Linked DNA regions of Mus musculus: region 2 is linked to region 1. The links are chromatin loops, found by intact Hi-C in ENCODE. Cell type or tissue: heart. All regions are shown on one strand. Links, peaks and the distances in the headings refer to the core of each region. The heading gives the core; the rest is flanking DNA.

Region 1 (11,560 bases), core at 1,532-9,531:
ATGACCCACACTGTAATCCCTCACTTGGAATAGAGGCAGCAGGACTGTGTTCTAGGCCAGCCAGGTTTCATACATAGTTCTGATGCCTAGTGATTCTATAGAGGGAAAGAAAACTGGATTAATTGCCTTTGGAAAAAGCAGTGTCTTGGTAGATCACATCTTGGTATTCCTTGTAGGAATTCATACTTTCTGTGTGCTAATTTCTTTTCTTTTTTCCCCTAAAGGTTATTAGCAAAAGATGGTGGATCGCCTGGCAAACAGTGAGGCGAATACTAGACGCATAAGTATTGTGGAGAGCTGTTTTGGAGCCGCTGGTCAGCCCTTGACCATCCCTGGGCGAGTGCTTATTGGAGAAGGAGTGTTGACTAAGTTGTGCAGAAAGAAGCCTAAAGCAAGGCAGTTTTTCTTATTTAATGATATTCTAGTATACGGCAATATTGTTATCCAGAAGAAAAAATACAACAAACAGCATATTATTCCCTTGGAAAATGTCACCATTGATTCCATCAAAGATGAAGGGGAATTACGGAATGGATGGCTTATTAAGACACCGACTAAGTCGTTTGCAGTTTATGCTGCCACTGCCACGGAGAAGTCAGAGTGGATGAATCACATAAATAAGTGTGTCACTGATTTACTCTCCAAAAGTGGGAAGACGCCCAGCAACGAGCATGCTGCTGTCTGGGTTCCTGACTCTGAGGCCACCGTGTGTATGCGCTGTCAGAAAGCAAAATTCACACCAGTCAATCGGCGGCACCATTGCCGCAAATGTGGCTTTGTTGTTTGTGGTCCCTGCTCTGAAAAGCGATTTCTTCTTCCCAGCCAGTCTTCTAAGCCTGTGCGGATTTGTGACTTCTGCTATGACCTGCTTTCCACGGGGGACATGGCCGCGTGTCAGCCGACTAGATCAGACTCTTATAGTCAGTCGTTGAAGTCTCCTTTAAATGATGCATCTGATGACGACGACGATGATGATAGCAGTGACTAAGGATATGCTGTGAAGTATTTAATTGACTGCCTGAGAGTCAGCTTTGGGGGCGCTCTCAGTTTGCTTTAGCCATGACTGCCTGAGAAGTCTTAACCTCTGTGCCTCTCTGTATCCTATGGAAAGCAGCCCCATGCTTTCTGCTCCCCTCTGCACTCTCTCACAGGGACAAACTTGCAGATACATCCGATAGGGTCTTGGCTTTCTACTGTCCTTATTTCTAGATTATTTCCTTGTAAGTTGGAAAGAATGTTTATTTAACAGATCTTGTATTACATTTATTTCCCCCTGATGTGGAAAATCTAAAAGCACAGAATGATGGGAACAAGAGTATGATGTGCTTGGTATCTGGCTTTTCCCCAAGCAGTCGATGTCAAGGTTACGACACCAGTGACAGAGCATGGTTTGGAAATCCTTTATTCTCTTTTCTCAATACCAAGTGGTGCCTTACTGTGGCAGCAGTGTCACTGTCACTGAAATAAACGTAAGCCCTACCTTCTTTCTTGTTTGATTGATTTAGACACACTGGTGCTCTTACAGGTGGAGAATGAGTGTTTGATGGATATAGGTAAGCATATTTATTTGACAGCTATGAGGAACTAAATTTAGAGGTTTCTCCAATCTTATATGAATATTTTTCATAAAATAGTTGTGATTATATTTTTACATCTTTTATGCACCAAATTATAATGGTCACATATGTTTAGCCCGTTGCCACTGTTCGGGATTCGATTTGAAACTCATCACTAGTATAGAAGTGGCATATCCCACTAGCTTCTACTTTCCTGATATATTTTTACAAATAACTTTATTTGCTTTACATTATTTCTAAAAGGAAAAATCTGAGGAAACCCTTATATTTTCCAACAGGGTTCCTCTGTGTAGCTTTGCTTATCCTGGAACTCGATTTGTTGACCAGGCTGGCCTTGAATTCTCAAAAATCCATCTGCCTCTGCCTTTGCCTCCCCAGGCACCACTACCACCTGACAAAAATGAAAAGTCTTAAGAAAATCCTCCCAGGAGAACATGGAGTCTTAGAGATCTGGAAGAGATCGGAGTTTGACTAGGTTTCCTGTCTGCAAGTCAATTTTTTTTGTGAAATTATCTTGATTTACAACGTGGTATTGTATTTTACAGAGTTCATGAAGCCCCAAACAATTTTTATTTTTGTAAAACAATTGTATGTTTAATCTGTTTCTGAAATCATTTTGCAATATATGGAAATAGAGTAGCAGTTGATATTTCTAAATTGTGACCATTGTCCGAGATTGCTTTGAGAACTGGTAGTTATTCTCTTTATGTTTGGAGGCAGCCATTAGGCTGTAGGCCTGCTTACTGCATAGCACTGGACGTGCCAGGCACATTCTGGCCCCTGGCATGCTTAAGTAACTAGGTTTTCAAATGTGGGAAACCAAGCTGAAAGGTCTGTTTTGTTTTGTTGTTGTTTTGTTTTGGTTTGTTTTTTTTTTTTTTTCAGAGTTCTTTTCAAACCCAGTTTCCCTTTTTCAAACTTTAAAACCTGCATAATTCTGCAGATGTCCTAGGGTTTGAGTCAGTAACTTGTGAATGAAAGTCATTGGTATTTGGCTTTGTGGTTACAGTACTAATTTTACTTTGCTGCTCAGTTTTGAAAGTGTGTGAGCTACATAGGTCTCCCTGTAGGAAATGTGAAAAAAAGCACAATAGAACCAGGCTAGGGGCTTTGTTCCTGCTTTTTGTTTTGTTTGGTTTTACTATCAGATGGATGGATTTGTGTTTGTCTCAGAGCAGCATATACATGCAGTCAGTAAGCATGTTTGAAAGGACCATAAAAACCAGAGAAATGCTGATGGGAACTTGGAAGTTCAGAAACCAAGGGGAAATGTCCTGAGATAACATTTGCATTGTCGACCTCAGTTGACTGTTTTTACAATAAAAATATTTTGCAGCTTATTTCCTGTGTTTTTATATTGTAATTGAATATTTTCTTCCTTTTCTAACTAAGATATTATGCATAATTCCACCTTAGTATATATTAGATATGAATGCTTAGGATGTAGACACTAATGAAGAATAGTTTTTTGTTTTTAGATAGACCTATTTTGGCCTCAAACGGACTATGTAGCAAGTAGTAGCTCTAATTGCGAAGCTGAGAATTCCCTTGAACTGATCCTCGTGCCTCCACATCCAGAGGACTAGAATAGCAGGCTGGACTGACCCAGAGTACTGAGGTCCTTCGTTCTTCTAGGCAAGCACCCACCAGCTGAGCCACACTCCAGCCCTGTCCACTCTTTAGGAGGTGCTGATGCAGGATTGGCAGAATTGCTTTTTTTTTTTTTTTTTTTTTTTTTTTTTTTTTTTGACTTGGGAAACTCTGTTTATTGATCCTCAAACCCAATACAAAACTCTGCACAAGTTTTACAGGTCCTTGACCTTGAGGCAACACAGCTGTGCTTGCTAAAGTCGGCTTGCTTGTCTCTCTGGGCTCTGATTCTGCTTTCTGAGACACCAAGAGGATTTCTCCTGCTCTCCTCCTCTGCAGTCTCCAAGTTGGTGATCATCATCTGATTGTGGTGGAGGGTGGAGGAGAGGAGAGGCAGAAAGACCCAGAAGTTTCTCTGTAGGCTTAGAGAAGTGAGCCCCACAGCCAATCCAAAGCCGGATCTGGTCCAGGTTGAGGGCAACAAAGTTTTCTCCGTTACTTTTGGGCAGTGGATCATCGGAGCCCAATTGCTCCAGAAGTGGCCATTCCTGTAACACTTGTGAGCAACCACAATGTGGTAAAAAGGCTGATTGGTGCAGCCACCCGAAGCAAGGTGTATGCTTAGGTGGACTCTCTGATAGGCTTTGCAGAAAAGGCGGTGAGGTGAACCATGGTGCTTCTGCGAGCTGCTCTTAGGCTGTCCCCCTCTCGGTGACTCTTAACATCTTAATTTTCCAAGAGTAGAAAGAACAGGGAGATTGACTGGTATTACCCCCTTTGCTATCCAGTTAATTGTCCTAGTAAGTAAGCCACATTAAAATGATAGTTGAAAAGCTTTGGAGATACACGTTTTTATCAGGGGCAATAAAGAATTTACCACTTGCATTGTTTGTGCATGAGCCTGCGAGTTTGTATGGAGAAAATGTAATTGTGTGCCTTAACTTACAAATTTTAGCAGCTTTATTTGAAACATCCTCCATTTTATTTATCTACCTGCAGTCCACCTGTTTGAGATGTTCAGTTCAGTGATTCATGTTCATTCAAGCTATCACTGAGCTTTGGATAGCTTTATCCTGCCCGCCCAGGAGGCACTCCCTGACCCCCTGGCCTTGGGCACCCACTTTCTGTCTCTGTTTATCTTTGCTCTTTGGGGGCTGGGGTAGGGGATTTATAGTGAAATCATTCACTGTAGCCTCTGGGGACCCATTTAGTTCACTAAGATGTTCTCATGGTTCATTTGTTTAGCATTATTGAACACTTGACACTCTTAGTATCAAATAATTTTTTTCAGTTTAATTTATTTAAAGTTAATAAACTCCTTGCACTCTTTTGGGTCAGTGTGTGTGTGTGTGTGTGTGTGTGTGTGTGTGTGTGTGTCTCCAGTATCTCTTAACTGTCAAGTTGACATAAAACTAGCCAGCACAGTGAGCAAATCGTTTAAATATCTTCTAAAAGGGACTTATGTTTACGTCTGTGTGTATGCCATGTGTGTTTGGCTTCCCTTGGAGGCCAGCATAGAGGAATGGATCCCTTCAGGCTGATTAGCCTGATGTGGGCACTGGAAACGTAGCAAGTTCAGGGTATTAAAACTGGATACTATAGTGTTTTATTCTGGGACAGAAGCTTGGCTGGTTTCCCACTCAGCATCATGACTGAGGATTACATCCAGGCTCCCAAGCTCTGGAACCACATGAGGGCAGCATCAGGGTTAGTGATAAATATGTTATCTTTTCCCTAAGTATCCTATAATCAAAAACAATTTGCAAATATTTTCCTTTTTTTCACATTTCCCTTTATTTTTCTGAGACAAGTCTTGCTAATTTATGTAATTTATTCATGGCTGAGCTAGACTGGAATTTCTGATGGATTCTTGTGCCTCAGACTCCCAAATCCTGGGATTACAGGCAAGTACCACCATGGCCAGCTCTTTCCTGCCCTGGTTACCAAGACTTCCTCCTGTGTTTTCTACTGACTCCAGTTACTGATCCACAAAACAGTGCCCACAGTGCCTCCAGAAAGGACTAGGGGCTGTCGGGCTGTCTTCTAGTGAAATAGAAAACTCATTACACTTCATAAGGAATTTCCAGGTAAATAAAACACTGGTGAATTTCATGAGCTTTTCTCTTCCAGTCAGTGGGTAAATTACACTTCTGAATATGCAGTGGCTCAGAAGACAGAAATCGTCCGTCATCTAGGACGTGCTGAAGACAACGCCAGTGTTAGTGAGAGCTGCATGAATGTAATGTAAATGCCTTTTCTGCCCACTTACTACTAGAAAGGACTTAACTGCAGAGATTTTTCTAAAGACATACAGAGCATTAGCACCTATACTTTTAGAAATGTTTAGTGTCCCTAGTCACCAAGGAACAAAGCCACGATGAGCTCACATGGCTATTATCAAGATGAAGGTAGCATGTGTTGGTAAAGGTGTGGGGAAGGGAACTCTGGCATGCTGGGTAGGAATGTAAATTAGTATAGCCATTATAAAAGGACCACGAAAATAAGTAAGGGCTGAGGTGATGGCTGAGCAGCTAAGAGTGCTTGCTTGGGTTCCAGGTAACAGGGGTTAAATCTGGCAAATTAACAATTGCCTGTAACTCCAGATACTCCAGAGGTATCAATGCCCTTTCAGGTTTTACACTTACATACAAATGGCTCTCACAAGTGAGCAGGTGCACACACAATTTTAATACCCTGAACTTGCTACGTTCCCAGCGCCCACATCAGGCTAATCAGCCTGAAGGAATCCATTCCTCTATGCTGGCCTCCAAGGGCAGCCAAACACATGGCATACACACAGACAAGTCCCTTTTAGAAGACATTTAAACGATTTGCTCACTCTGCTGACTAGTTTTATGTCAACTTGACACAGTTAAGAGATACTAGAGCTGAGGCGTCTCCATTGAGAAACCCTCCATAAGATCTGGCTGCTGGCAAGCCTGGAGGGCTTTTTCTTAGTGACTGATGGGGGAGGGCCCAGTCCTTTGAAACCCTTGTGGGTGGAGCCACCCCTGGTAGAAGCAGGTTAAATATCCCTTTAAGAGCCAGCAAGATTTTGCTGAAAGGACCCTGATATAGCTGTCTCTTGTGAGGCTCTGCCAGTGCCTGACTAATACAGAAGTGGATGCTCACAGTTAGCTATTGGATGGAACACAGGGCCCCCAATGGAGGAGCTAGAGAAAGCACCCAAGGAGCTGAAGAGGTCTGCAATCCTATAGGTAGAACAACAATATGAACTAACCAGTACCCCCAGAGCTCGTGTCTCTAGCTGCATATGTAGCAGAAGATGGCCTAATTGGCCATCATTGGGAAGAGAGGCCCATTGGTATTGCAAACTTTATATGCCTCAGTACAGGGGAACACCAGGGCCAAGAAGTGGGAGTGAGTGGGTAGGGGGGCAGGTCAGGAGGAGGGTATAAGGAACTTTTTGGATAGCATTTGAAATGTAAATGAAGAAAGTATCTAATAAAAAATTGGAAAAAGAAAATAAAAGAGCAAGTCAGTAAGCAGCCTCCCTCCATGGCCTCTGCCCCAGTTCCTGCCCGGCTTGAGTTTCTGCTCTCACTGTTTTTGATAATGAACTGTTCTATGGAACTGTGCATGAAATAAACCCTTTCCTCCTCAGTTGCTTTTGGTCATGGTGCATCATCACAGCAGTGGTAACCCTAAGTATGTATGCAAACTGATCTTTCACGCCACATCTGTCTTCTCTCAACTCTGGCCTTACCCAGGAGATCCTTGGCCTCCTCGTGTAGAAGATCTCTTCACCTGATCTTGGATCTATAACTGGATATATAAGTGCTGCTCTCTTCAGGAGGCCCTCTCCGCATGCTCTTAGCTCTCACAACTCAAGGCAGGTTGCTCCCCCAGGGGGGCCTGTCCCCTCTCTGGGTTCTGCCTCCTGTCCCAGGCTGCCCTGCGCATTGCTCAGCCTGCGCAGGCTCTGTGCCCTGGGAAAGTCCTGTCGGCAGGTTCTTTCCTGGTTCGTCCCTTGCCTTGGCCCTCTTGCTGGACCCTAACAATGAAGTGTTCAGAAGGAAACCGGACGAGGAATGCCTTTCACAGTGTATACAAACTGTTCATTTTGAGAAAGAGAGAAAGAAAGAAAGAAAGAAAGAAAGAAAGAAAGAAAGAAAGAAAGAAAGAAAGGAAGGAAGGAAGGAAGGAAGGAAGGAAGGAAAGAAAGAGAAAGAAAGAAGAAGAGAGGGAAGAGGGGAAGAGGGAAGGAATAAAAGGAAAGGAGCAAGGAAGGAAGGCAAAATATGTTTTTTTGTGTTTTTGTTTTCTTTTGATTTTTTTTTGTTGTTGTTGTTTTTTTTCAAGACAGGGTTTCTCTGTTAGCTCTGGCTGTCTTGGAATTCACTCTGTAGACCAGGCTGGCCTTGAACTCAGAAATCCGCCAGCCTCTGCCTCCCAAGTGCTGGGATTAAAGGCATGCTCCACAGCATGTACAAACAAGACAGATGTGACTATAGCTCCTGCCCAGTCTAAAGACAGCATCAGACAGACAAGCCGAGGCCAGCCTCTCAGCCATCCGAGTGCCCCTGCAGAGGAGGATTTGAAAGTCATTGCTTCATACCAAGTCTCTTGACCCAGTTTGTCACCACACCCAGGCACTTGCCTTGCCGTCACTTTTTTTTTTTTTTTTTTTTTGGTTTTTCGAGACAGGGTTTCTCTGTATAGCCCTGGCTGTCCTGGAACTCACTCTGTAGACCAGGCTGGCCTCGAACTCAGAAATTCGCCTGCCTCTGCCTCCCAAGTGCTGGGATTAAAGGCGTGCGCCACCACTGCCCGGCTCCATAGGCTTTTAAAGCATTCTTTCATACTTTAAAGCATGTGTTCTGTGGCTCTGTTTGAGATATTCTCACTGTGCAGTCTGCTTTAGTTTTGAACTCATGATTCTCCTGGGTCAGCCGGAAGTGCTCAGTCACAAGCCTGTACCACGCTGCCTGCCTTGGAGGGGATATTGGATGTATTTGTTTTTATTTCTTTAATACTTATTTATTTTTACTTGTTTAGGCTTTTGCCTGCACGAGTATCTGTGTACTATGTGTGCGCGGTGCTCACGATAGCCAGAAGGCGCTGGAACTGGAGTTGCAAATGGTTGTGGGTCACTGTGTGGGTGCTGGGAATTGAACCCAGGTCCCCTGGAAGAGTAGGTGGTGCTGAGTCATCTCTCCAGCCCCTGAGAAGAGATTTTATCATCTAAATAACTCAGTATAGAAGTTGTAATGTTAGGTGTTTACTTGTTCTTTGCATGAGTGCAATCATCAGACATGTGCTTCACTTAGGAATGTGGATAATTCATAATATTTTTATACTTTTCTCAAATGTATAGTCCATCATGAAGACATGGTGGTAATGATATCCTTATTTATGGAAGACCTGCCATTTTACACCTAGTGGCATATGTTTCTGTGATTTAGACTTTTTATTAATTTAATAACAGAGTCTGCTGTAGTTCAGGCTAGCCTGGAATTAAGTTACATCGCCAAGTTTGGTCCTGGACTTTTATCTTCCACCTTCCAAGGCTGGGATTATTGGCAGGAGCCGCCATGCCCATCCAGTTCTTTGTCTGTTTATTTACTTATTTAGGTATAGGCTGGGCAGCAGTCACTTAGTCCAGGTTAGCCTGGAATTTACCTCATGGCAATCTTCCTGTCTCAGCCTCCCAAGTGCTCAGATTACAAGTGTGATCTAGTATGCCTGGGTACAGTATTTTGCTGGTAGCTACTTCAAGGTCTTAAGAGCAGAAAGAAGGAGTGACAGTCTTTCCTTAGGAGACTGCTGGGGTGCCAATGACCTTCAACCAAGCTCATTAGACACCGAGGTGAGCCATGCAGATCGACATTGTGGTACGGGCTGACTTTGAGCTTCCCTGTTATATAACATGTAACTATTTCTAAGCTCATGACATAGTAGTGTGTGTGTGTGTGTGTGTGTGTGTGTGTGTGTGCGCGCGCGTGTGTGTGTGTGTGTGCGCGCGCGCGCGCACCGTTCTCAAGTACCACCGCACAAGTATGAGGTCAGAGGACAACTTGGCGGAAACTCCTGTGTCCTTCAACCACTTGGGCTCTAGGGTTAGAACTTGGGTTGTCGGGCTTGGCCTTTGCCTGCTAGGTCTTCTCAGCCATGTTTTAGAATTTTTTTTCTAGTTTTTTTTTTTTTTTTTTAAGATTTATTATTATATCTAAGTACACTGTAGCTGTCTTCAGATGCACCAGAAGAGGACATCAGATCTCATTACGGATGGCTGTGAGCCACCATGTGGTTGTTGGGATTTGAACTCAGGACCTTCGGAAGAGCAGTGCTCTTAACCACTGAGCCATCTCTCCAGACCGTGTTTTAGAATCTTGAATTTCAAGCCCGGCGTGGTGGTGCACACCTTTAATCCCAGCACTTGGGAGGCAGAGGCAGGCGGATTTCTGAGTTCGAGGCCAGCCTGGTCTATAGAGTGAGTTCCAGGACAGCCAGAGCTACACAGAGAAACCCTGTCTCAAAAAAAACCAACCCCCCCACAAAATGAATGAATGAATGAAATAGAATTTTGAATTTCATCTCATGCAGAATGACTGGAATTCCATTGAACCAGATAGGTTCACACAGCATGAAGACATTATATATAGTTTGCTCCTAAATAAGAAAAGGAAATGAAAACATTTCCTTAAAACATAACCTTTTAAATTTTATTTGAAGTTTATCTTTTGAGATTGGGTCTTACTGTGTAGTCCAGGCTGGCCTCGGACTGACAGAGATCCACCTGCTTCAGCCTCCTCAGTGCTGGAGGTGTCCGTCACTCTCCCTGGCACAGTTTGTCTGTCTGTTTATGACACATGCTCTCACTTCCTGTAGTCAGGCAGGCTTGGAATCCATTTCCTAGCCCAAGCTAGTGTCAGACTCACTCTCTTGCCTCCTAAGTGCTGGGATTATAAAATGTGAACCATCTTCAGGTTCCCTTTAGCACTTAACACAAATATAATGTTAAAGCATATGTTTAATGGATAAATGTGAATTTCTCCTATTGTTGACAAGGAAAAACATTTATATTTTTATGAACAAAAAGGTGATAAATCTATCAATGTATAGATCCTGTTTTCTGTTTGTAGACGTTTACTTTAGTTATAATAATCACTGTAGAGGTGTGATTTTCAGTTTCGTACACTGTTTATACCTAACACAAAACGTCTACCAGGCTGAGAGGTGGTATGTGTTTGCAATAGCTTGTGAGGCTGGACACTTCTCAAGTTACGCTTGAACTGCATGTTAAACCCACGTGCTTTCTGTGGCGATGTCTCCAAAGGTTCCACAGTCCTGTCCTTCATGCCGCTCTAGGTCTCAGGCAGGCTGGAATAGCTGCTGCTCCCTGAGAGACTCTGATGCCTTCCCACCTCCAGACCCCATTTCCGTTCCCGTTTCCGCTGTGCCTGCTACCATCTGCTTACTCAGCCCTAGGATACTGTGCTTCGCTTCGCTCTCCTTGGGAGACCACCTCTTCAAAGCCTCCTACCTCCTCCAGGGCTGCAGCAAGCCCAGGGCACTGCCTTCTGCCTTACCTTATAATTACGCTGCAGCTGTAGCTGGGTCGTCTTGCTGTGTACAAGTATTTTTAAATGCCTTCCTTAGAAGCCAACAGCTTACGCACAAAATAATTGGATAAAGTTTAAGGTGTGTGTGTGTGTGTGTCTGTGTGTGTGTGTGTGTGTGTTGAGACAGTCATTACATAGCCCTGGCTGCCCTTTTGTAGACTGTTTTGATTGGTTCTTCTGCTCCTTTCTCATCTCCTTGCTATCCTTCCCTACCTGTGCCTTCTGTCTGAGTATACTCTTTCTGCCGTCACATCACACATGTGCTATGACCCTCTCCATTGCCCTTTAAAATCTCTTTCTCCTTCTACTGGTCCCCTTTCTTCTGTCTGTCTCTGTCTTTGTCTTTCTCTCTCTGGTTTGAAGAAGGGTATCACTGTGTAGCCCAGGCTGGCCTAGAACTCTCTACTTAGACAGAGCTGGCCTCAAACTCACAGATATCTGCCTGCTTCTGCTCCCCTCCCACCCCCACCCCCCCCCCCCGCCTCCGCCCCAGTGCTGGGATCCCAGGTGTGTGCCCCAAGCCTGGTCCTTTTCTAGTTTCTTGATCTGTTTGCAGCTGATGACTCCCATGTATACACAGGCATAAAATTAGATGCTTGGAGTCTCTCAGCACCTGTTAATGTAATACTTTCCATTTCTCTCAGTTTTCTGCCAATTTCATTTTTCTTTATGGCAGAATCAAATTCTTTTGTGCGTATGCATTGCAGTGTCAGCATCCTCTCAGTTGGTGAGCATCTAGGTCACTCCCATCTCCTAGCTATTGTGAGCAGAGCAGCAATGAGCACGGATGTGGAGGTGTCTCTGGTA
Region 2 (11,560 bases), core at 1,864-9,863, 73 kb after region 1:
TCCTGCGGTTGTGAGGAGGAAACTGGACCCTGTGTCTAACAAGCAACTGACTGAACAGAGGAAGCCGATGTCCCCAGCAGGGCCTGGGACTCACCTTTGACCCAAGAGACAGGAAGTGCTTCACATCTGAGGACTTGGGCTGATCTGCAACAGACTGGTTCGATGGAGGCCCCACGGAACCAGAAAAACTGGTAGCCTCTTTGCTTCTTTTACGCATGGACCATCTTCCAGAAGATAATGAAAGCAACTTTTAATGGAAGCACACATACACATGAGCTAGGCAGCTTCAGTATATCAGAAAGGTCATGGAGTTCTGAGGGAGGGTGTAGGAACAGGGTCCCCCGGACCTCCCAGACCTGGCTGTGGAGTGCAGGAAATGTGGTTCTCACTCACATTTTCCCGCCTTCCCATATATGTGTGCTAACGCAATTACATGTCCCAAAGAAGTTATGAAACCTTCCCCTGGAGGTTGGAGTCTGGTGACAGACAGTCCAGTGGCTTCCAGCACCGCCCAAGCCTGGTCTAGGGGGGGCCTTGTTTTCTCCCATGCTTGTTCCTGACCCCAAGTCCTGTGAAAGGACCTGTCCTCATGGTAGCTCACAGGGTAGCTATCCAGATGTGAGGTGGCCTCTGTGCATACGGTGGGAGGGATAGTGTTTCTAAATTTAGGTCCTGTAGACGATGACATGCTAAGCCTCAGTTACTTGGCCAGCCTCCGACTTGTCTGTTAAGGTGAGGAAACAGGTGCCTGCGGCCGTGGCCGGCTTCTCGTGGCTTCCTTCTTCTGGGCCTCCTCAGGGATTGAGCAGTGAACACTTGCAGGCTTCAGGGTGTGGGGCCAGTGGAGCAAGAAGGGACAAGGAGGGGATGAGGGCCAGGTAAAGAGAGGGCCTGGCCAGACTTAGTCCTCATGCTCACAGTGCTAGGTCCCAGCTGTGAGACATTCAGTCCACTGGGAAATCTACTGTAGGTGGATCTTGGCAATAAAATGTGGAGATTAATCAAGGCAGCTCTGTTATGGGCCCCTTGCTCATGTAGGCTGCCTTGAGACCTTACCTGTGCCATCGCTCTGACTCTGTCTGGGCTCCATTATATTATTATTTTTAAAAGACAGGGTCCCACAGAGCAGTCCAGCTTGGCCTGAAACTAGCCATTTTCTTGTGTCCGGTTCTTGAGTGCTGGCTGGTATTCTAGGTATGAGCCACTATGCCTCGCTTAACTGTAACTTAAAAAAAAGTATGTGTGTGTGTGTGTGTACACACGTCTGCTTGTCTGTGTGTACACACACATGTCTGCTTGTCTGTGTGTACATACACATGTCTGCTTGTCTGTGTGTACATATACATGCCTGCTTGTCTGTGTGTACGTACACACATGTCTGCTTGTCTGTATGTACACACACACACATGTCTGCTTGCCTGTGTGTATACACACATGTCTGCTTGCCTGTGTGTACACACATGTCTGCTTGTCTGTATGTACACACACACACACACATGTCTGCTTGTCTGTGTGTACACACACATGTCTGCTTGCCTGTGTGTACACACACATGTCTGCTTATCTGTGTGTACACACACATGTCTGCTTGCCTGTGTGTACACACACATGTCTGCTTGCCTGTGTGTACACACACATGTCTGCTTGCCTGTGTGTACACACACATGTCTGCTTGCCTGTGTGTACACACATATCTGCTTGCCTGTGTGTACACACACATGTCTGCTTGCCTGTGTGTACACACACATGTCTGCTTGCCTGTGTGTACACACACATGTCTGCTTATCTGTGTGTACACAGACATGTCTGCTTGTCTGTATGTACACACACACACATGTCTGCTTATCTGTGTGTACACAAACATGTCTGCTTGCCTGTGTGTACACACACATGTCTGCTTGCCTGTGTGTACACACACATGTCTGCTTGCCTGTGTGTGCACACATGTCTGCTTGCCTGTGTGTACACACACATGTCTGCTTATCTGTATGTACACACATGTCTGCTTGCCTGTGTGTGCACCACGTGCATGCAGGTCCCTGCAAGGCCAAGAGAGAGTGTTGGGACGTCCAGAACTGGAGTTACAGGAAGTCTTATGTTCTCCATGGTCGATGCTGTGAACAGGACCCTGATATTCTGTAAGAGCAGCATATGCTCTTAGCTGCCAGGTCATCTCTCTACCTAATGTGACTCTTCAGGGTCCTTAAGGTTCCTTGTCTCTTGCCTCTCTGTCCATGGCTACAAATAGCATTCATCTGCCTCCTTGATCCTGCCTGCTCCTTCCTCGGGATACCTTCGATGCCTCCTTTTGGCACATCGCAGTTCGCTTGAGTCATTTATCTCACTTTTAATTACATGTGTGTGTCTACAGTAATTTTGTTTTGAGATGCCACTCCTCAGCTCTCAATCTATGTGCTTTGGGTAGCATTGTCCAAACCCTGGACTCTGAAGTGGATCGTGTGACCAGGCCAGTGGGTACAATCCATCCCTGGTGGCTTCAGTGATTGGTTCGGGAGCAGGCAGGTGATGTACACAGTCATTCAAGGTTAAGGGCACCTGACTGTTGGGCTTTGGATCAGTGACTCTCATACTTCCACCAGTCTAAGCTGGTGACAATGTAAGCTTGGGTTACTGCAAGTAGCCCAAGAGATGCAGAGCCAAAGGAAGGCTCCCAGTGACATAATTTAAGCTCTGAATCAAACCGTACCTGAAGCCAAATCCATCTCGTCTGTCTTAGTCACTGCTCTACTCCTGTGAAGACACACCAAGATCAAGGCAACACATAAAAACAGAAAGGCATTTAACTGGGAACTTGCTTACAGTTTCAGAGGCTTAGTTCATTGTCATGGCAGGGAGCGCACTGCATGCATGGCACTGGAGCTGTAGATGGCAGCTACGTCCTGATCTAAAGGCCCAGAAAGACCCTGGTCCTGGCATGGGACTCAAACCCCACCCTCAGTGACACACCTCCTCCAACAAGACCACCCCTCCTAAGCCTTCTAATCTTATCAAAGAGTTTGTGGTGGGTTGAATAGGTTTGGCACTAACTAAGACAGAGTTCCAGTCCCTTGTGAGTAAGCATTCAAATAGATGAGCCTATGGTACCATTCCTGTTCAACCCCCATACCATCTTTGCACATTTTGGCTACAGGACCCAGCTGATTGTTAAGTAGGGAACTGTTTGGAACTGCAGTTGAACAGTCTCAGCATAGGCTTGGCCTATGCTGTCTTCCCTTTTACTACAAGTGAAGGGACTGTATTTGTGCCTAGGACCTGGCTCAGTCCCTAGTATAAGAGTGCTCAACAAATGAGTGAAGAGAGGTCTTAGAGCCACCCTTCCTCTCTCAGACCTAGAAACGAGACAGCTGGTGGTGGCTCTTTGTGGGTGTACTGGCTAGTTTTGTGTCAACTTGACACAGCTGGAGTTATCACAGAGAAAGGAGCTTCAGTTGAGGAAATGCCTCCATGAGATCCAATTGTAAGGCATTTTCTCAATTAGTGATCAAGGGGGAAAGGCCCCTTGTGGGTGGGACCATCTCTGGGCTGGTAGTCTTGGTTCTATAAGAGAGCAGGCTGAGCAAGGCAGGGGAAGCAAGCCAGTAAAGAACATCCCTCCATGGCCTCTGCATCAGCTCCTGCTTTCTGACCTGCTTGAGTTCCAGTCCTGAATTCTTTCAGTGATGAACAGCTGCATGGAAGTGTAAGCCGAATAAACCCTTTCCTCCCCAACTTGCTTCTTGGTCATGATGTTTGTGCAGGAATAGAAACTCTGACTAAGACAGTGGGTGACAGTCATATGATAGGGTCCCGTGGGAACCAGTTTTCTTTAGAGTAAGGAGCTTTAGCTACAAGAAAGAACTATCACAGAAAAAGCTCTTTGTGACTCATGAGACTCTCGGAGTACCTAAAATTCTCTTAGTAAAACCAGTTTCCTTATGGTTCTCTCTCTCTCTCTCCCTCCCTTTCTCTTTCTCTCTCTTTCATTTGCTTAGAGAATAACTAGAATTACCTTTAAAAAGTTGGGATAGGAAGGGGCTGAGGGTGGGGTGGGGCAAACATGGAATTGGGAACTTTTGAGCTCTGCCAATATGTTACCTTTTCAAAAATTACATAAGGCACTGGCAAATCTCAGAAGGTAAGGGACTTGTTGCTAAGCCTGATGGCTTGAGTTTGATCCCTACAACCCACATGGTGAGGAAAAGAACATATTTGGGCCAGTTGTCATCTGATTTCAACATGCATGTGTGACATGTCTTCATGAATGCATGTGCAGAGACACAGGCACAGATACACACACTCACTAAACCTACCATGAGCTGTTATCAGCTCTCCACAGCTGCGGGAGGGTGTGTGGCAGCTGTTTCCCTTTGGGGCGGGTGGTTAGGGGGTATGCTGGCTAGTCTTCCATCAACTTGGCACTCAAACTAGACTTATCTGGAAGGAGGGACTCCCAGTAGAGAAAATGTCTCAATAAGATCTGTCTGTAAGGCATTTTCTTAATTAGTGATGGATGGGGGATGGCCCAGCCCATTGTGAGTGATACAGTCCCTGGGGCTGGTAGTCCTGGGTTCTGTAAGAAAGCAAGGGGGCAAGCCAGTAAGCAGCACCCCTCCATGGACTCTGCATGAGCTTTTGCCTCCAGGGTCCTGCCCTGTTGGAGTTCCTGTCCTGACTTTCTTCAGTGATGAACAGTGATGTGGAAGTGTAAGCCAAGTAAACTCCTCCCCAACTTGCTTTTTGGTCATGGCATTTTGTCACAGCAATGGAAACCCTAAGATAGGGTGTATGTTTCTGAAAGGCTGGCAGGACTTCTTGCGTTGACTGGGGAAAGAGAGGTAGAAAGAGGGATGCAGAGGCTAGGGGACTATCTGGAGGGATCTGTCTTGGGTAAGGAAGGCCACACCTGATAAGCAAAAGGGAATAGAATTAGGCAGGCTTAAAAGAAGGGTATGGCAGCAAAGAAACTCTGGTCCTGGCTGGCCTTGATTCCCAAGACTGTTATCTTACAATGTTATATACCAACTATGTCTAGAAGCATGTCCTGTTAGCCTTCTGAGCCTGTGGGTTCTTCGGTAAAATGGAGAGGCTGGAATGACGACCTGGACAATGTGACTCCCAGTTCTGGTGTTCTCTAAGTACTAACCTTCTCTCCATGGTTCCTCTGTGAAATGAAGGGACGCCCCATTCAGAAAAGGTGTGAATGGCACCAGCCATGTGGTAGGTGCCTTAGGACACATGGAGCTTAAGCACCAAGAGCTGGAGTCAACCCAGCTCTCAAGGGCACGCACAGTTCCACCCTGAGTTTAGACATCTGTGGAGAAAGCAATGGGTTAGCCCGGTGTGCAGCCTCCACCTTACCTCCCCTCCCCTCCCCTCCCACAGTGCCTTCCTCTTCGGGCACTCTCATTGGCTGGAGGCTTTGAGACCTGCAGATTGTCTGGGGAGAGGCTGCTGGCCTTCACCTTAGAGATTCTCACTGCGGAGGGGAGACCCCACCTAAGGAGCTCAGTTCTTAGTCACAGGGTGGCAAATTGAGACTAGCAGCATGTGAAGATGCAGGTGTGGGGTCACTTGGGGTCAGGTGGCTGATCTGTGGCGCTGGAGGATACATGTGGGATCCTGGGTCTAGGATATTGTCAGGGTTTAGAAAGCAAGGACCTTGAGTTCAGGGTCTGATACCATGGCAACTGGCTACAAGCACAGGTACTGAAAGGGACTTAGTTCCTGGCATCCAGCCCTTCTGTAGGGCAAGAGCATTAACAGTGGCTCATGGGCAGGAGGAAGAGGCCTTTCAAGCCCTGCAAGACCCCTGCCCAGTGTTTGTGCTCATTTCTGTAAAATCCAGGATAGACACCAGGTAAATAGTGCGTGTCATTTGGGGCGGTAGAGTAATTTCTGATTTTCTATGCATTGCATTCTTATTTTTTATTTTCTGCAGTAATTATAAAACCTTAGAAACAAAACCATACCATTGCACCCTTGGATTGCATGTGCTGAACACCCATGTTCAAAGGTCACGAAGAGATGGTCTCCTGGCCTCAAAGGCCTGTCAGCACAACTCTGCCAACCTCAGCATCTTGGACTCCAATCACTTCTTGTAATGGAGGAGTCACCTTATTGCTGTCCCCAAGTCTCCCTAGGTTCCCTGCAGTGCTGCAGGAACAGACTGGTCAGGTGAGTCAGCTAACTTGTCATATTTTATTTCCACGCTGGCTACAGGCACATCTGGGCAGAAAGCATCACCAAAGACCTCGACAAGACTTGCTAAAGTGATGCTTACTCTTTGTACCTGCAAACAGTTGTGTGGATTAGAACAGGGCATTTTGCCCAGAGGAATAACAACAGCCACTGGGAACAACAGCAGGTGGGATCTGATGAAAAACAAAGAAACAAAGAAACAAACATAATGGGTGTTTTAAAACTCTAGGCACTTTTCCCCAAGAGACCAAAGCCTGAGAACAGTGTGATTCTTGGTGCAGGTCTGCCCCCTACAGGCCAGATTCTCAATTGACTGGGTTACTTCTGTAGGGCCAGAATAGTAGGTCTAGTTCTCTGCCGCCCCGTGTCTGTTTTTTTTCACTGTGAGATGTTTCCCCAGGTAAAGTACCTTCAGGGCCTCCCTCTTTTGCCAGCTCCCTCAGCTAGGAACGTAACCTGGCGACTCAACCACACATTGGCTGCAGTAAGAATTTTAGACTATAGAAGTTTTAAGAGACATGTCTTCCCTTTCCTATCTAGGAGTAGTGTGTATTTCTAGCTCATGTGTTGACATGTATGTAGCAAGGCAGTTTCCATTTTGGTCACATTAGAGTCAGAGATGAGCCACAAGTAGATCTGTCCAGATTTGTCTTCCAGATTTAAAATAGTGCAATGCTTCAAGTATGCCTATGGATTCTAATGCCTGGTTATGATGGGGTCAAAGACACTGGACCTAAAAGACAAGTTACGATCAATCGTTTGGAAATGACCTGTTTCACTTAGCCCTACCTGTCTGATCACTAGTGCCTGCCCCTGGGCCCTCTTGCTATACACCTGGTACAGAATGATAAGCATTTAAACATTCACGTGTGCTTCGAGTGTTCCCTTCAGATGGGTCATGTTGGGTCTCCTGTTATCAGATGAAGCTTGGTGGGGCCAAAACATTTTGTGTGCTGGTTTGAATATGCTTGGCTCAGGGAGTGGCACTATTAGAGGTGTGGCCTTCTTGGAGTAACCTTGTTGGAGGAAGTGCATCACTGTAGGTATGAACAGTGAGACCCTCTTCCTAAGCACGTGGGAGCCAGTCTTCTCCCAGTGGCCTTCAGATGAAGATGTAGAACTCTCAGCAACTCCTGCACCATGCCTGCCTAGATGCTGCCATGCTTCTTGTTATGTCCGACCAGCAGCTCACATATCTGGGTTCTGTTCTGGGAAGGCATCTTGGAATCTGGAAGAGAAGAGGGAGCTAGGCGGACGAGAAAAAGATGAAGCTAAGACAAAAATTCTGATCAAAGCTCAATTTTACTAATTCGCTCACCGAGTTATGAAGGAGGGGAAGGGGCCCGATTCCCGCCAAATCATCTTGGAGTAAGGTTGCAGGTGAACACCTGGTAGCTCCGGAACAGCTAGTTGGCAGGCAGAGGCAGTGGGAGTGGCAGGACGATAGGGTGGCAAGCTCCGCCCCATGCTCTCTAACACTGAAACCTGAGCAAACAGGTTTCAGGCTGGGGAGGGGAGGTTACAGCTCCTGGCTTGATAATGGACTGAACTTCTAAACCTGTAAGTCAACCCAGTTAAATGTTGTTCTTAGTCAAGGTGTCTTTCATAGCAGTAAAGTCATAAGCAACAAAGGTTCTCTCTAGACTAATGACAGAATGTTATCTTAAATGTGTGCATTTTTACATTGATCAGAAAGCAAACATGGTGTGCTGGGTAGTTTTATGTCGGCTTGAACAAGCTGGAGTTACATTAAAGGAGGGAACCTCAGTTCGGAAAATGTCTAAGATCCAGCTATAGGGCATTTTCTTAATTAGTAATTAATTGGGTACCATTTTGTGTGGTGCAATTCCTGGGCTGGTGGTCCTGGGTTCTATAAGAAAGCAGGCTGAACAAGTCATGATGAGCAAGTCAGTAAGCAGCATCCTTCCATGGCCTCTGCATGAGTTTCTGCCTCCAGGTTCCTTCCCTCACTGCTTTTGATGATGAACCGTTCTATAGAACTGTGAATGAAACAAACCCTTCCCCCCCCCCCCCCCAAGTTGCTTTTGGTCATGAAGTTTCATCGCAGCAATAGTAACCCTAACTAAACATTCAGTTATACACTAGAATAAAGGGGAGACGTTTTAAATAGCACTGATGCTGGACTTGGGGCCTGGGTATTGGCACTTCTGAATGTTTTCCCGTCAACCAGTCTAAAACCATATTACTGTAGAAATGCTGGGGTCACACATTTGTGTTGCTGCCTCTGACTTTTTATGTCCACTTCAGAGATCTGAACCTAGGTCCTAAGGCTTGTGTAACAAGCACCTTTATCCACTGAGCCATTTCTTTTTTCTTTTTCTTTTTTTCTTTTCTTTTCTTTTCTTTTCTTTTCTTTTCTTTTCTTTTCTTTTCTTTTCTTTTCTTTTCTTTTTTTTTCTGAGACAGGGTTTCTCTGTATAGCCCTGGCTGTCCTGGAACTCACTTTGTAGACCAGGCTGGCCTCGAACTCAGAGATCCACCTGCCTCTGCCTCCCGAGTGCTGAGATTAAAGGTGTGTGCCACCATGCCCGGCTCACTGAACCATTTCTTGAGTGCTGAAATGACAGGCTTCAACTAGTGTGCTTGAATGTTTAAAAATTTTTTAAAAGAACAGCATTCCTATAATTGAAGCTAGAAGATTAAGTCAAATTCTCTCTTTACAAATGAACTCAGAACACAGCGGCTTCTGGTGTGCCAGGGAGCAATAATGTCTGAGACAGACTTCTTACAGCACCAAGAAATGATAAAGGGTTGGCCTTAATCTCCCAAGATGGAAAGCAAAGGGAAGAAGAGTCTGTGTCACTACGCTGTGGTGGGTGGGGGCAGCAAGGCAGTCAGGACTCTACAATGCTTCTTGGCACTTTTGGTCTCAGGACCCTTTTACAGACTTTAAAAAAAAAAATATTTACTTATTTATTTTATATATGTGAGTATATTGTCACCGTCTTCAGACACACCAGAAGAGGGCATCAGATCCCATTACAGATGGTTGTGAGCCGCCATGTGGTGGCTGGGAATCGAAATCAGGACCTCTGGAAGAGCAATCAGTGCTCTTAACTGCTGAGCCATCTCTTCAGCCCCCCTTTTATACTCTTAAGAACAGGATCCCCAAGAGCTTCTCTGTGGCTACAGAAACATGACACTAGAAATTAGGAAAAGAGTGAAAATACATAAACTTAAAAATCTGCCCCATGCACACAAATTCTTATAATTATTTCTATGGCAATAAATGTATTTTCTAAAATATATGTAAAAAAGGATGATATTTATTTTGCATTTCTGCCAATTTCTTTAATATCTGGCTTAATGGAAGGCAGCTGGACCTTATCCCCCTGCATTCATCTCTTTAGTTCAGTTGTTTTCGTTGAAGCCTTAGAAGAAAATTGGCTTTATGCAGACATGCAGTTGGAAAAAAGAAATATTTTGTGAGTGTTTTTAAAGATTAACTTATTTATTTTATGTATATAAGTACAGTGTTGCTATCTTCAGACACATTAGAAGAGGGCATCAGATCCCATTACAGATGGTTGTGAGCCACCATGCCATTGCTAGAAATTGAACTCAGGACCTTTAGAAAAGCAGCCAGTACTCTTTTTTTTTTTTTTTAAAGATTTATTTATTTATTATATATAAGTACACTGTAGCTGTCTCAGACACACCAGAAGAGGGCATCAGATCTCATTACTGATGGTTGTGAGCCACCATGTGGTTGCTGGGATTTGAACTCAGGATCTCTGGAAGTGCAGTCAGTGCTCTTAACCACTGAGCCATCCCTCCAGCCCCAGCAGCCAGTACTCTTAACTCAGCTCTCCAGACCATTTTTTTTTTAAATAACCTGGCAATTCTTCAATGTTATATCAAAACTCAACTAGTTTCTTCCTATCAAATGAGCTGTGGGTATTCTGGTACAGTAAACTCCACCAAAGTAACTTTTGAGAACTGGCTTCTTTGGTTATAGCAGTGCTTTGGTCATCTGACAATATGATTGCTCAGTCATACAGTGTCTAAGCACTGCTACATTTCCTATACAATGCTAACAGACACTTGTCAATATCACCAGATTCCCCAGTTAAGAAATTAAGTGCCAAGGAAGCTGTCCTGATCACTGTGGTAGATAAAGGTTTCCCAAAAACTCTAATTGCGGTTTAGAATATTGCCATTTATTTTCTCAGAAGTTGCTTTATTCATTCTCTGAATTATAATAGTTTGCCTGCTAGTTGTTTGTTTAAGAAAAATTTGTTCTATTAAAAAAGTTCTCAACTCAAAGAGGGCTTCATGTGTATTTTCCATTTAGCTACACATTAAACATGAGCTTTTCTGGGTTGCCTAGATGGCTCAGTTGTTACGAGCACTGGTGGCTTTTCTAGAGAATGTGTTCGGTTCTGAACACCCATACAATGTCTCAAAAGTGTATGTAACTCCTGTCCCAGGGCTCTGTGTCCTCTTTTGGCCCCCACTGGCATTTCTTGTCCACAGGACACAGACATACATCTCCAGAGAGAACCTACCTGCATTTGTCCTTGGAAAAGTTTCTAAGAGTCAAGATTGTTTCAAATATTTTATATGAAAACATTACACATGCACTAAAAGTAACTTGATGAGTTGGGAAGTCATCTAAAAATAACTTATTATTTTAAATGATATTCAAAACAGCTTTCTCTGCTTGGGTACTAAGAACTTACTTAAAGTGAATTGAATTATGTGAAATACAAAGCTAAGAAAAATGGAAATTGAGAATATCAGCAGTATTTAGCTAACATAACACATTCTGGGGTTTTAACATCCAATCACCATCAGGGCTGGGTACTGTTATCCTCAAAGCATCATAACTCGAGGGCATGAATTCCAAGCAAGTTTCCACAAATAATCATTTCAGTAAAATAATTATAGAGTGAATGTGGATGGGTGATCATGTTAAGTACAAAAAAATAATAAAACCTTCATGGAACCTGTTAGCAGTTTGTTTAAGTTCCACCCCACAGTTACCTGGCAATAGCCAGGTATGCCTGACTCACTATAAAAGGGGCTGCTCTTTCTTGCTCTTGCCTTCCTGCTCCCACTCTCTCCCTATTCCTTTCCTTCCCTCTCCACGTGCTCATGGCTGGCCTCTTTTCTCTTCTTTTTCTCTTTCTTTCTTCTCTTCTCTTCTCTTCTCTTCTCTTCTCTTCTCTTCTCTTCTCTTCTCTTCTCTTCTCTTCTCTTCTCTTCTCTCCTCTCCTCTCCTCTTCTCCTCTTCTCCTCTTCTCCTCTTTTCTCCTCTCCTCTTTCTTCTCCTCTTCTCCTCTTCTCCTCTTCTCCTCTTCTCCTCTTCTCCTCTTCTCCTCTTCTCCTCTTCTTCTTT

What was found. Hi-C counts contacts between places; a loop is a spot of excess contacts. Peaks named below come from ENCODE experiments on the same cell type or tissue, not always from the same donor. Only the 100,000 strongest peaks of a DNase experiment are listed, where the experiment ranks them.
Region 2: a loop joins it to region 1, with 2.3 times the contacts of the local background. A loop is called at or near these places in 5 of 42 quality-filtered maps.

The regions. Positions count from the first base shown.
Region 1 is chr4:10,980,019-10,991,578 of GRCm38, reverse strand. It overlaps Plekhf2 (pleckstrin homology domain containing, family F (with FYVE domain) member 2), which reads left to right. Exons shown (of 2, transcript NM_175175.4): 2 at 225-2,917. The coding sequence starts at 239. The coding sequence ends at 988. It also overlaps the pseudogene Gm2401. Among named protein-coding and RNA genes, the nearest start is that of Plekhf2, 22 kb to the left of the region's middle. In heart, for the core only: a CTCF peak has its summit at 4,854 (motif pointing right); no DNase peak of the experiment used is centred there.
Region 2 is chr4:10,907,737-10,919,296 of GRCm38, reverse strand. No RefSeq gene overlaps it. Among named protein-coding and RNA genes, the nearest start is that of 2610301B20Rik, 39 kb to the right of the region's middle. In heart, for the core only: no CTCF peak of the experiment used is centred there; a DNase peak (open chromatin) is centred at 6,486.